Regions from separate parts of the Homo sapiens genome. Here region 1 is linked to region 2. The links are chromatin contacts, found by Hi-C or POLR2A ChIA-PET in ENCODE. All regions are on one chromosome and are shown on one strand. The core of a region is the stretch at or near the end of the contact, and the rest is flanking DNA. Distances in the headings are between cores, read along the strand shown. Region 1 holds the start of LINC00544 (long intergenic non-protein coding RNA 544). Region 2 holds the start of LINC00297 (long intergenic non-protein coding RNA 297).

Region 1 (4,975 bases), core at 1,829-4,328, 48 kb before region 2:
TCCAAGTCCTCTCTCAAAGCCACAGCTTCATCCTTCTGCCCTTACACCTCGCTGATTTGCCTGATACCCTCTCTAAACTCCCCTTGCACTATGCCCTGTGTCACATGCTCCTCTGTGATTTAGTTTTTAATGACTTTCCCTATTCTAGAGCATCCTTCAACACATCCAAAGGGCAGAAACAATGCCTTTTCCCGCACACGAGGCCTCCTCCATGGTGGGGAGTTTGTGCATATTTTCATTTTTTGCCAACTCATCGTCACAGATCAATCTCCCTCTTATTCATGTGTCCCTTACAATTTTAGTAGATCCTCACATCCCTAAGCTTGGATCCTTTCCTTTCAGAGGCTTTGCATACCGCATTTCCCTAACAACTCTATAACCACGGGGTGCTTCTAGGAGTTTTGGTCTTCCCTTTTTGAGGCTTGGCCAAGATCATAAACCAGACCTAAGGGTGCCCACCTCTGTCAGGTGAAGAGGACACAGCAAAGCCACCTAAAATTGTCTCCTCCACTGGTTTTTCACATTATCTGAACCTCCACTATCATATTTACTCTTGTCACAGTCACTGTGTGAGAAAAATAATTTTTTTAAGAGTGGAAATGAGAAGATGAAAAGGGAAAAGGAAAGCATCACAATGCCACCCTTTGAGCCAAGAACTTTATTTAATTTTTTCCATGTCATATGGAATTGTACGTAGTTTCAGGTTTTCTTTTAAAAGCCTTTTGGCTCTTGAGTCAGGCTAGAATCCTAGATATGAATCCCACCTCTGCTCATTACTAGCTGGGTGATTTGGGGCAAGGGGCTGAACCTCTCTGTGCCTCAGTTTTCTCATCTGTAAAATGTGATTAACAGCAGCACCTACCTCATAAGGTTGTTGTAGGATTAAATGAGTTAATACAGTAAAGTGCCTGGCACATAGTGAGCACTCAGAAAAATGCTGGCTGTTATGAGGAAAGCAGGATATCTGGGCAGGATTGACAAAGGAGTGTGGCCGCACAACCACACAGATTTCTGTCAATTGTCTACGTAATAACTGTTGCTTCCAAGCAGCTCTCTGGCCAAGCCTTCCCCTGGGGACCCGGGCACTAAGGACACGAGGAAGCCCAGTGGAAAGGCCAGGCCAAGGGAGCGCTGAGGTCTGGGCCTGGCTGAGCATCTCCATGAGGGGCCCTCCGACAGCAGGTGGGAGGGCGAGATCAGGGCAAAGGGGGCCTGTGAGGAAGAGGGGATCATTACAGAGAGAACCAAGAGGAGTACAGGGTCAGCTCAGCCCACTTAGCACCTTTGCACCTGCCGGCCCTGATGACCGGCCATGATCGTTCCATTTTGGGGCTTTTGAAGAGGTGGGGAGGTCCTGGGCCCAGCCAGGACGAGACTGGGGAGTGTTCTGCGGCTGAGTTTGGCTGTGTAATTAAAGCCCTGGTGTCTAGTGCCGAGAAGAAAAGAGAAAACAGCATTGGAACCCAACTGGCAGATGTGCTTGTTGTGCTGAGAGAAATTCACAGAACCTTGTGGTGCCATCTGGCTGAGAGCTGACTGTTTGCATGATGCAGTTCTCACTTAAGGAGGTGAAGCATCAAACTCCCTGGCCCCACCCACCTGCCTCTGCATCTGGGCAGCTGAAGGTAAGGGCACTCAGCAGCCCCGATGTAATGCCACATCCCAGTGTGCTCAGGAGGAAGCCACCAATCTTTGTTCTCTGCCTAAGGAAAGAAAAACAGCTAAAACAAAGCATTCTAGGACTGACCTTTGGTACAATGTTGGAAATATGAAAGAAATATAAATGTAACATTTTAAATTTCTGAAACGAGGAATAATTATCAATTTCATATACACAAAGTAAGCCCAGTAGGCAGGCCTACTAGAGCAGTGGTCTCCAAATTTTTTGGCATTAGGGACGGGTTTCATGGAAGACAATTTTTCCACAGATGGGGTCCGGGGGATGATTTTGGAATGAAACTGTTTTGCCTCATCCTCAGGCATTAGATTCTCATAAGAAGCACCCAACCTAGAGCCCTCACTTGCGCAATTCACAATAGAGTTCACGCTTCTATGAGACTCTTATGCTACCGGCTGATCCGACAGGAGGCAGAGCTCACGTGGTAACGCTCACTTGCCCACCGCTCACCCCCGGTTGTGTGGCCCGGTTCCTAACAGGCCACAGACTGGGACTGGGACCTGCCCGAGGCTGTGGGGTTGGGGATCCCTGTGCTAGAGGCTCTCAGAAGCATTCTCCATCTCCAGATAATATTCTGTCCCTCCACATGTGAAGGAGACACAGAGCTTTCCTGATGGAGCCTGGCAGGTCTGTCTGTCTTTATACACACCCATTGTATAGAGAAGTATTCTGGATCCAGGGTATATCATGATCATTGTCAATTTTCAGAACATCTCCTGGGCTGGTGAACTGTGGTTAGATAATAAAGAGTTGCTGGTGAAATGCCTCAGGGTGTGGTTAGAAAAAAGAAAGAAAAACAAGTGGTAATATAGGGTGCGGGGGGAGGTATGGGGAGGCTGGGTAACTGTGATTTTTAACTCAAGAAGGAAAAAGGGAGAGGAGAAAAAATGAAGACTCTATAGCTCATCTAGAGTGAGCCAAATTGGATCCCAAACACTAACACTTAATGCACTAAAAACTGTATAATTCAAACATCTCTCAACACAGAAGATGGGTACCACGTGTGTAACAAAACATAATTGAGCTGAGGTGAATCCCTGTCCTTAAAAGAGGTTTATAAGCTAATAGTGGTGATGAAGGTGAGGAAGACTCTTAGTTCCACTCAGAAAGTGAGAGGATCTGAATACTCCAGAAAAGGAAAAAGATAAGAGGAGAGATGAAATGAGATTGGCAAATTGTTGATGATTGTTGAAACTGAGCAATGAGTATTGAAAGGCAGGGATCATTACCTGACTCTTCTATCCAGGAGGCCGTTAGTGGACCAGGAAGTCAGGACAAGATCTGAGGTGAAGAGCTGGTGAGGAGTGAGACAGCTGCCAAGGTCCACCTTGTTCCCCTAAGGAGCTGAGCTCTTTCTCTTCCTTCCTTTTAGACAGGTTCATTAAAGCTGGCCCACTCCACATGACCTAGAAGGACTGGGTCAACCCTGAAAGGTTTGCTCCATAGCCCAGAATGACAACCTCTGACATCACAAATGCAGGATTGGAGAAGGCATAGTTGGCATGCAAGCCGTATTGATTTTTTTACAAATCAGAGCTTCATGCTTGCTGCTGAGAACATTTCACCGGGCCACGAAGCTGCTGCAGGAAGTTTTCAAGTCCTCTCCTCTACACCGTGACCTTAACTTAGAGAGCACTCTCAGCCCCTCCTCCCATCCCCCCGCACCTGCCCAGGTGGGCCCCACTGCTCTCCACACCCACACCCACCTGGTCGTTGCTCTCTACCGAGGAGGCTCTCCCTGCTTTGCTGTGCTTTTGTCAACTTTCCTGCAGCTTCCCTGTTCTGGGAGGCTGAGCTAGAGTGGAAACGACCAGCTTCCCCAAACAGGCAGCTCCGAGAAGGCGTCTGCTCCGCGTCTGCTCCCACTGAGCCAAGGTCCAGCCCAAACGCTCAAATTAGAGCTTGTTAGCCAATTGCTGAAAAACTGCAGGGGGACTCATTTGTAAGCAAACTAATGAGACATCCCAGGATAGAAAGCCTGGTTTTATTTTTAGCATTTCAGAGCTGACACCCCAAACACCTCTATAACCACCTGCCAGTCTGAAGAGGGAACAAGCAGAGCTCAGGATGTGGTGCCGTGCGAGGGCGGTAAGTGGAAGGAAGCAGCGCATGGGGAGGGTGCCTTGGAGACCAGAGGAGCACAGCAAGGGGAGGATGCTCAGCTCTCACACCTGCTCTGTCTTGGTCATAATGAAAAAACAGCTCTGACACAGGGAGTGTGTCAGAACACCACAGTACCCTCTGGGACTGTGTGGGAAAACAAAAAACAAAAACCAAAACAAGGGAGACTCCTTCCCTCTTAACCTCAAATGGTCCCTCTTAACTCCAGACCCTTGAGCGTCTTGCTCCGCCACTGCATGGGGCAGGTGCAATGTACTCTGTGATCTGTGATCTCCTTGCTATATTCCTGGCAGGGGCTCTGCTACTGTGGGCTTTCACAGCATGACTCCAGCCTTGCTGCACTCAGGCCTCACTGTCACCAAGTGGGCTGGGGCTGCCCACCAGGGGGGCATGCAGGGCCTTTCCCTCTCCCCATGCCCTGGTCTCAGGTACACTGCTGCTGCATGCCAGCTCTTTTCTGCTGCATCCTATGCAGCCACTGGGCCACTTGCTCCTCCCAGGCAAATGCTGAAGAGACACTCTGCTCTTCAGCAGATTGGTGCACACCTATATTTAGCCACATTGTGGAATATAGTGACAATGATACTTTGTACTCAGGAGACACCTTTTATCAGAGGAGTGTGATGCACTCTGCAAACATCATCAGCACGGCACCCTTGGGGAGGAAAGACTGTGCCAAGTCTTCCAATCCCCAGGCTTACAGCTAGAGAGATTGAAGCCAGGGAGGCGGGGTGTCACCAGAATCTCCTAATGAGTCAGGAGGCCTGAACGGAGTGATGAGGTGCTCCTGGAAGGTTTTCATCACACCTGCCTCTTTCTGAGCCTGCAGAGCCTATAGTTCCCCCTAGAGCTGGTCCTCTCTCCCTCCCTGGCACAAAAGTGTTCCTTTGCTCACACAGCTGTCCCTGTGCCTGGACACACTTGTAACTTGACTTTAAAAGCCATCTGCCAGCTCACTAGAAACACAGACATGCTGTCTGTGCTGGGGCTTACATTTGCATCACCGCGGTACCTCGATGCTCAGGACAGATATTTCTACTCAAATCTATACCTTGCCTGAATGGAGCTATGAGGGTGTGACCCAGAGGAAGTGCTGTGAAACTCTGCATAAAGAGATTAGTTCAGATGCCCTCTCTTTTATGACACAGGGTAACCAATCAGATACTCCACTTCCCA
Region 2 (5,311 bases), core at 2,188-4,687:
TTTTCATTCAGATGTTTGATGTTATAGACAAAGTCACAGATATGAGAATATGAGAAGAAAATGAAAGGTGTGCAAAAATACATCATCAAAAATGCTTTTTGATGATAATAAAGTTTCCCCTTAATATTTTAGAGTTTTCTCCCAAGCAAGATTTGATGGGTTTCGTATTTATATAGGACATATATTAGCATGTTTTTGACCTTAGAAGCTGCTGATCTCGATGTTTAAAAATCAAAGAGGAAAGAGCTGCAGACTGGAGTTTGAAATGTCCTCATCATGAAAACCTTGTTCCTGGTGGTTGTTTTAGCAAATAAGTTGTTAAACAAAAGTAGAAGCTAATGCAAAAAAACTAAGATCAAAGGGGAAAAAATCATGAAGTTGGAGGAAAGGCACATACGTAAGAGAGCGCCAGTAGGAAATAGAGAAACAAATATGATAGGCTTGAAAGGCCTGTGGGTTTGAGACCTTCTTAGGAAGAAATTTGGGTACCAGACTTGGGAACATATATTTATTTCACTAGGCACTGAAAAGCCATTCAGTGTTTCTTTTTAAATTTTCTGTTTATTAGCTGCCAACAACAGAATCTACTCTGCCTAGTCCAAGTTGAAAGAGAAGTTAACAAACTTCTTATTAAACTAGCTTATAGAATCTTCAGGTGAGCTAAACAGTCAGGCTCTGAAGATAGGTAAAAAGAGCTGCTGTAGTGAAAACACACCTCACTAACACTCCTGAGGCTCAGGAAACCCCACGCTGCAGTTGACAGAAGAATGGATCCCTATACACAGTACCCCCTCGTAGTACTCACTGTTGGTTCTACCTCTCCTGCAGGAGCCCGAGGTAACTGTGATTCATAGAACTGAAATGACATACCTGAGCATTAGCTCCAAGGGAGTCTGGGAATATGAGCTTTATACTTTAGGCAAGCATGACCCAGAATATTGGAGGATGTTCAAAGATCTTCTGCAGATCTGCACAAATGACAAGTGTCCACCACAAGAATTATGCCACTGTAGCTGTGCTTTAGGAAAAGTAATTTGCCATGATTTGTGTAGAAAGGATTGGGGTAGGCCAGGTACTGTGATTCACGCCTATAATCCCAGCACTTTGGGAGGCCAAAGCAGGAGGATCACTTGAGTCCCAGAATTAAAGACTGGCTTGGGCAACATGGCAAAAGTCTGTCTCTGCAAGAAACACAAAAATTAATCTGGTGTGGTGGTGTGTGCCTGTAGTGCCAGCTACTCTGGAGTCTGAGGTGGGAGGATCGATTGAGCCCAGGGAAGTCAAGGCTGCAGTGAGCTGTGATAACACCACTGCACTCCAACCTAAGTGACAAAGTGAGACTCTATCTCAAAAAAGAAATAATTAAATAAATAAATAAATAAATAAAATAAAGGACTATAGTAGAAAAAGCCTGGATGTGAATAGACAAGTTACAAGCCTATTGGAATTGTCAAGGGAAACAGTAATAAGGTCTCACCTTGTGTAGTAGACACACAAGGAAAGAGAAGATTCTGGAATTACTGAAGAGACAAAACTGGAAACATTTAGCAATGATGCCATCAGTAGAAATAGGGAAGTCAGGAGGAGGTGCCATTCTGAAGTGGAGGACTGAGTCCAGCCTGGGACACGATCAATTTGGAAAGCAGGATGCACAGCTGGACAAACCCAGCACACGTTAGGATGGTAGAGCTGGAGCTTGGAGAGAAGCATCCAGAGACATAGGCACTAGAGTCACCCACAAAGAAATGGAAGTTGAAAGGACAGGACTGGGAGGGTGTAGTTCAAAGTTTGTGTTTTCATTTCCCTTGAAAATTGGTTTATTTGCATGTTGTCTGCTATCATGATTTAAGGATAGTTTAGCCCACAGCCTTCTTACCCTGCACCTGCAGCAAAAATAAACCAACGGAAATTTCATTCTTATCCAAGTAACACATTATTTGCTGTCTTGAGGAACCGGTCACCTGTCTTCAAATGATTCCCCTATTCTGTTTTTTTTTTTGTTGTCGTTGTTGTTGTTGTTTTTCTTTTTTGTTTTGTTTTGTTTTGTTTTGAGACAGGATCTTACTCTGTTACCCAGGCTGGAGTGCAATGGCATAATCATAGCTCACTGCAGCCTCAATCTCCCAGGTTCAAGCAGTCCTCCTGCCTCAGCCTCCCAAGTAGCTGGGACTACAGACATGTGCCACCATGTCCAGCTGTTTTTTATTTTTTTGTAGAGACGGTGTCTTACTATGTTGCCCAGGCTGGTCTCAAACTCCTGGGCTCAAGTGATCCTCCCACCTCGGCCTCCCAAACTGCTGAGATGCAGGCATGAGCTACTGCACCTGGCTTGATTCCCTATTCTTTATGTAACTCTGCCTTAGGGTTGTGAAGACTTAGTTGTTTGTGTCTGGGTGCAGGGGAGTATCATAAATAAGGAAAGCCAAGCCTTGTTTTTATTGCAGCCATTTTTCACCTGGTCTCAGAAAACACTGACACAGTCTACAGTCAAGAGTCTACATCACAAAAGAAAAAAAAGCTTTGGAGTCTCAAATCTGAGCAAGTCTCTATTGGGGGAGAGGGAGGGGCTTGTTTCCAACTATTCAAGTGCCATGAGCGCTTGCAGCGCGGGGCCTCACTGTCCCACATTGCCATTTTCTAGTTTTCTAACAATGAGGCCTTCTCTGAGGCCCCAGAGAAAGAGACCCTCTGGACAGTGAATGGGAGGCTTGTTACCCACAAAGAGTAAACTAAGGAGTTGGGACCAGCATTTTCTTTTAAATCAAGGAACACTTTTGTTTTGAGGGACAAAACTGTCTCAGAGCAGCCTGAGCTGCTCCACGGGGATGGAACCTGAGCCTCCCCTCCCCGCTGATCAGGACAGCAGGGCTGCCCACCGGACTGACCAGGGCCAGGGTCACCAGCAGCATGGGAAGGATCCCAAAGCCAACCCCACCCTGGCAAATGGGGGCCAGTCAACTGCTCCAGGTCATCAACTTGGGCACAAAGTCATGAGGGCCCTCCTTCCTTCTGATAACTCACCTCCTGACATGGAATCCCCTTAGAAGATGCTAGAGAGACCAACCTACACACACAAATGGATGGCCTGCTACAGAAACAACTCTCCCAACATGCTGTGCCATTCTTGCTTTCTGAAAAGGAAGAGGATCTGCAGCTGCCCAGCAGGGAGGAAGCTACTGGCACCTGGTCGTTGAGACCAGAGGAGTGCTACTTCTATACACCAAGCAATCTAGTCCTCTCCACATGAAGTAGTAAATAGTTGAGTCAGTTTCAGAACTCTGTCTTCCCAGAGAGCATCAGGGCATTATTACGTAATATCTTGGAGCACCACAAATGTACATTATCCTGAACAGTAACTAATATTGTTCCTGAGGCAGAAAGAGTCCTTCACCCAGCTCGAAAAATGATAGAACAGCTCAGGCAGGGCAGGGCAAGGGTTTAGGGCCTCCTTCAGGAGACAGATGACTCTGACCGGGGATCAGGGTCAGGGCTGGCATCTCTGCTCTGGCTAAAATTCAAATTTTACATGTATCTCTATGAGGTGGGCATTTTGCTGTCAAAGGTTTTATGGATGGTTCTAGATGTGGAAACAGATTATTAAAAGGAAAAGCAAAGCCTTGCTTGGCAGAGCTTACACTTCTCAAGCATTGACCTGAGCCTTAAATTTTGCAACTGTAATTTTAGAGGATGCAGGACACACATCCTGTTTTGGAGGCTGTTTTGGAGGAGCAGGAAGACAAAAAAAGAGATGCTGTGGACTCAGTTCTCAAAGGCAAGTGGTGGCAGAACACCAGGAAGAAATCAGTTAGCGGGGTAAGTATCCACATGGATCACTTTCCTTCCAAATGGAGGCATATTCTTAGGCAGATTTTTGACGGGCCTCTCGGGACCTCCAGTAGTGGCTGCATTAACATGTTGGCCCTGACAGGGCACTTGGGGTTGGGACTCACAGTGCTTCTGTCCAGCAGAGCTGTGATAGACAAAGAAGGTGATGTTTGCTGCAGAAACCTTCAAAGTCTCCTCAGCAGCAGCAGCAGCCGTAAATCTAGGGTCAGTTTTTCTGCCCCTCAGGCACTAAACAAGCCACAGTGAGTGAGTGTCTCATGGTCCCGCAAATAAGGAAATGTATCCCAGATACAGTTGGTGGCACCCTCAGAGGAAAGTCAAGATTACAAAGGGACTGGATATGTCAGAAGAAGAGAGGAGTGAGACAGAAAAGCAAAAGAGAAGTCTTGGGGGGCTCTGAGGCAAGCTGCGGGGTAGAAAACCTGTGTTGCTTCTTGTTTCACACTGGCCAGAATCCTGTAAAGTTGTTGTTTACCCAGCAGCCACTAAGCAAATGTCCCTTCTTGGGCGGTCTAGTCCAGTCCCTAGGTGGAGGTGGAGAGAATAAGACAAAGGACAGGGTGACATGAGCCCACTGACCTTTCACCTCGTCACGTATTTGTGGGTGGTCTGATTTTCCCTGAGCTGCAGAAAAACCTCAGTGGCCCAAGCACGTGTCAGAGCTTCCTCCCACCATCAGGAGTTTTGCCTTCTTGCCAGGTCTGGCTGCACGAATCACCTTCACACCTATCCTTCTTCCTCTGACAGGCTGCTGATAACAGCATCATCATCTCTGTAGAGGTTTACAGACCATACAGCACACATCTGTTAACCCTTCCCACAGGCCAGGGACTAGTTATCATTGTTCTTATGTTCTCACTACAGAACCTGAGGTCCAGAGAGGTTGAGAGTCTTGTCCAACATCATACCATTTAAAGAAAAAATCATTGGCATCTAGCATTTATTGAGCACTTGCTACTTTCCAGATAAGTGCTTTATTTGGATTTATTATTCTCATAACAACCCAGTGTTGTTGGCGTATTATTGTCTGCAGGGTACAGGTGAGGAAGCTGAGAGCGTGCACACATCTTGACCATAGGTTCGCATGTGTGGGACACCAGTAGTGTGTGAAGTGGGCAGCCTGACCTCACAGCCTTCCCTCTTCTGTGTCTCTGCCACAGCTAGAAACTGGCAAAGGCAGAATTTGAATGGAGGTCCCAGCCCACCTTTCCCACGAGGCTGGCGCTTCTCAAACCTGAATGTGTACATTGCCATGAATCACCCGGGGATGTTGTTCAAATGTGGGTTCTGACCCCACAGGTCTGAGACATGGCCCAGGGTTCTGCGTTTTTTAATGAGCTCCCTCCCAGGTGACACTGATACTATGGGACCGCAGACTCCGCTGTGAGTAATGATGTTCTATACTATTGTCACAGGGTAAACCCCCAAACTGGGGCTCAGCCTCGGAGGCCACGTGGGTGTTTGG

Evidence for each region. A loop is a pair of places that touch in the nucleus more often than their neighbours do. ChIA-PET counts read pairs that join two places held with the same protein, here RNA polymerase II (POLR2A). Pooled maps may share reads with other maps.
Region 1: a loop to region 2 is called in a pooled map, with 3 times the contacts of the local background. The contact joins the promoter of LINC00544 here to the promoter of LINC00297 in region 2. A Hi-C loop is called at or near these places in 1 of 168 maps with a recorded cell type or tissue (Caco-2), 1 of 37 single-sample maps with no recorded cell type and 4 of 50 pooled maps. POLR2A ChIA-PET finds 5 or more read pairs at or near these places in 10 of 52 experiments (AG04450, CD4-positive, alpha-beta T cell, MCF 10A and 7 more).

What each region holds. Positions count from the first base shown.
Region 1 is chr13:29,934,634-29,939,608 of GRCh38, reverse strand. It overlaps LINC00544 (long intergenic non-protein coding RNA 544), which reads right to left and starts at 3,078. Exons shown (of 5, transcript NR_033889.1): 1 at 2,908-3,078; 2 at 2,328-2,407; 3 at 1,600-1,703. RefSeq lists enhancers at 3,645-3,764, 3,895-4,014, 4,735-4,794.
Region 2 is chr13:29,886,531-29,891,841 of GRCh38, reverse strand. LINC00297 (long intergenic non-protein coding RNA 297) reads left to right here and starts at 3,437. Exons shown (of 2, transcript NR_046510.1): 1 at 3,437-3,813.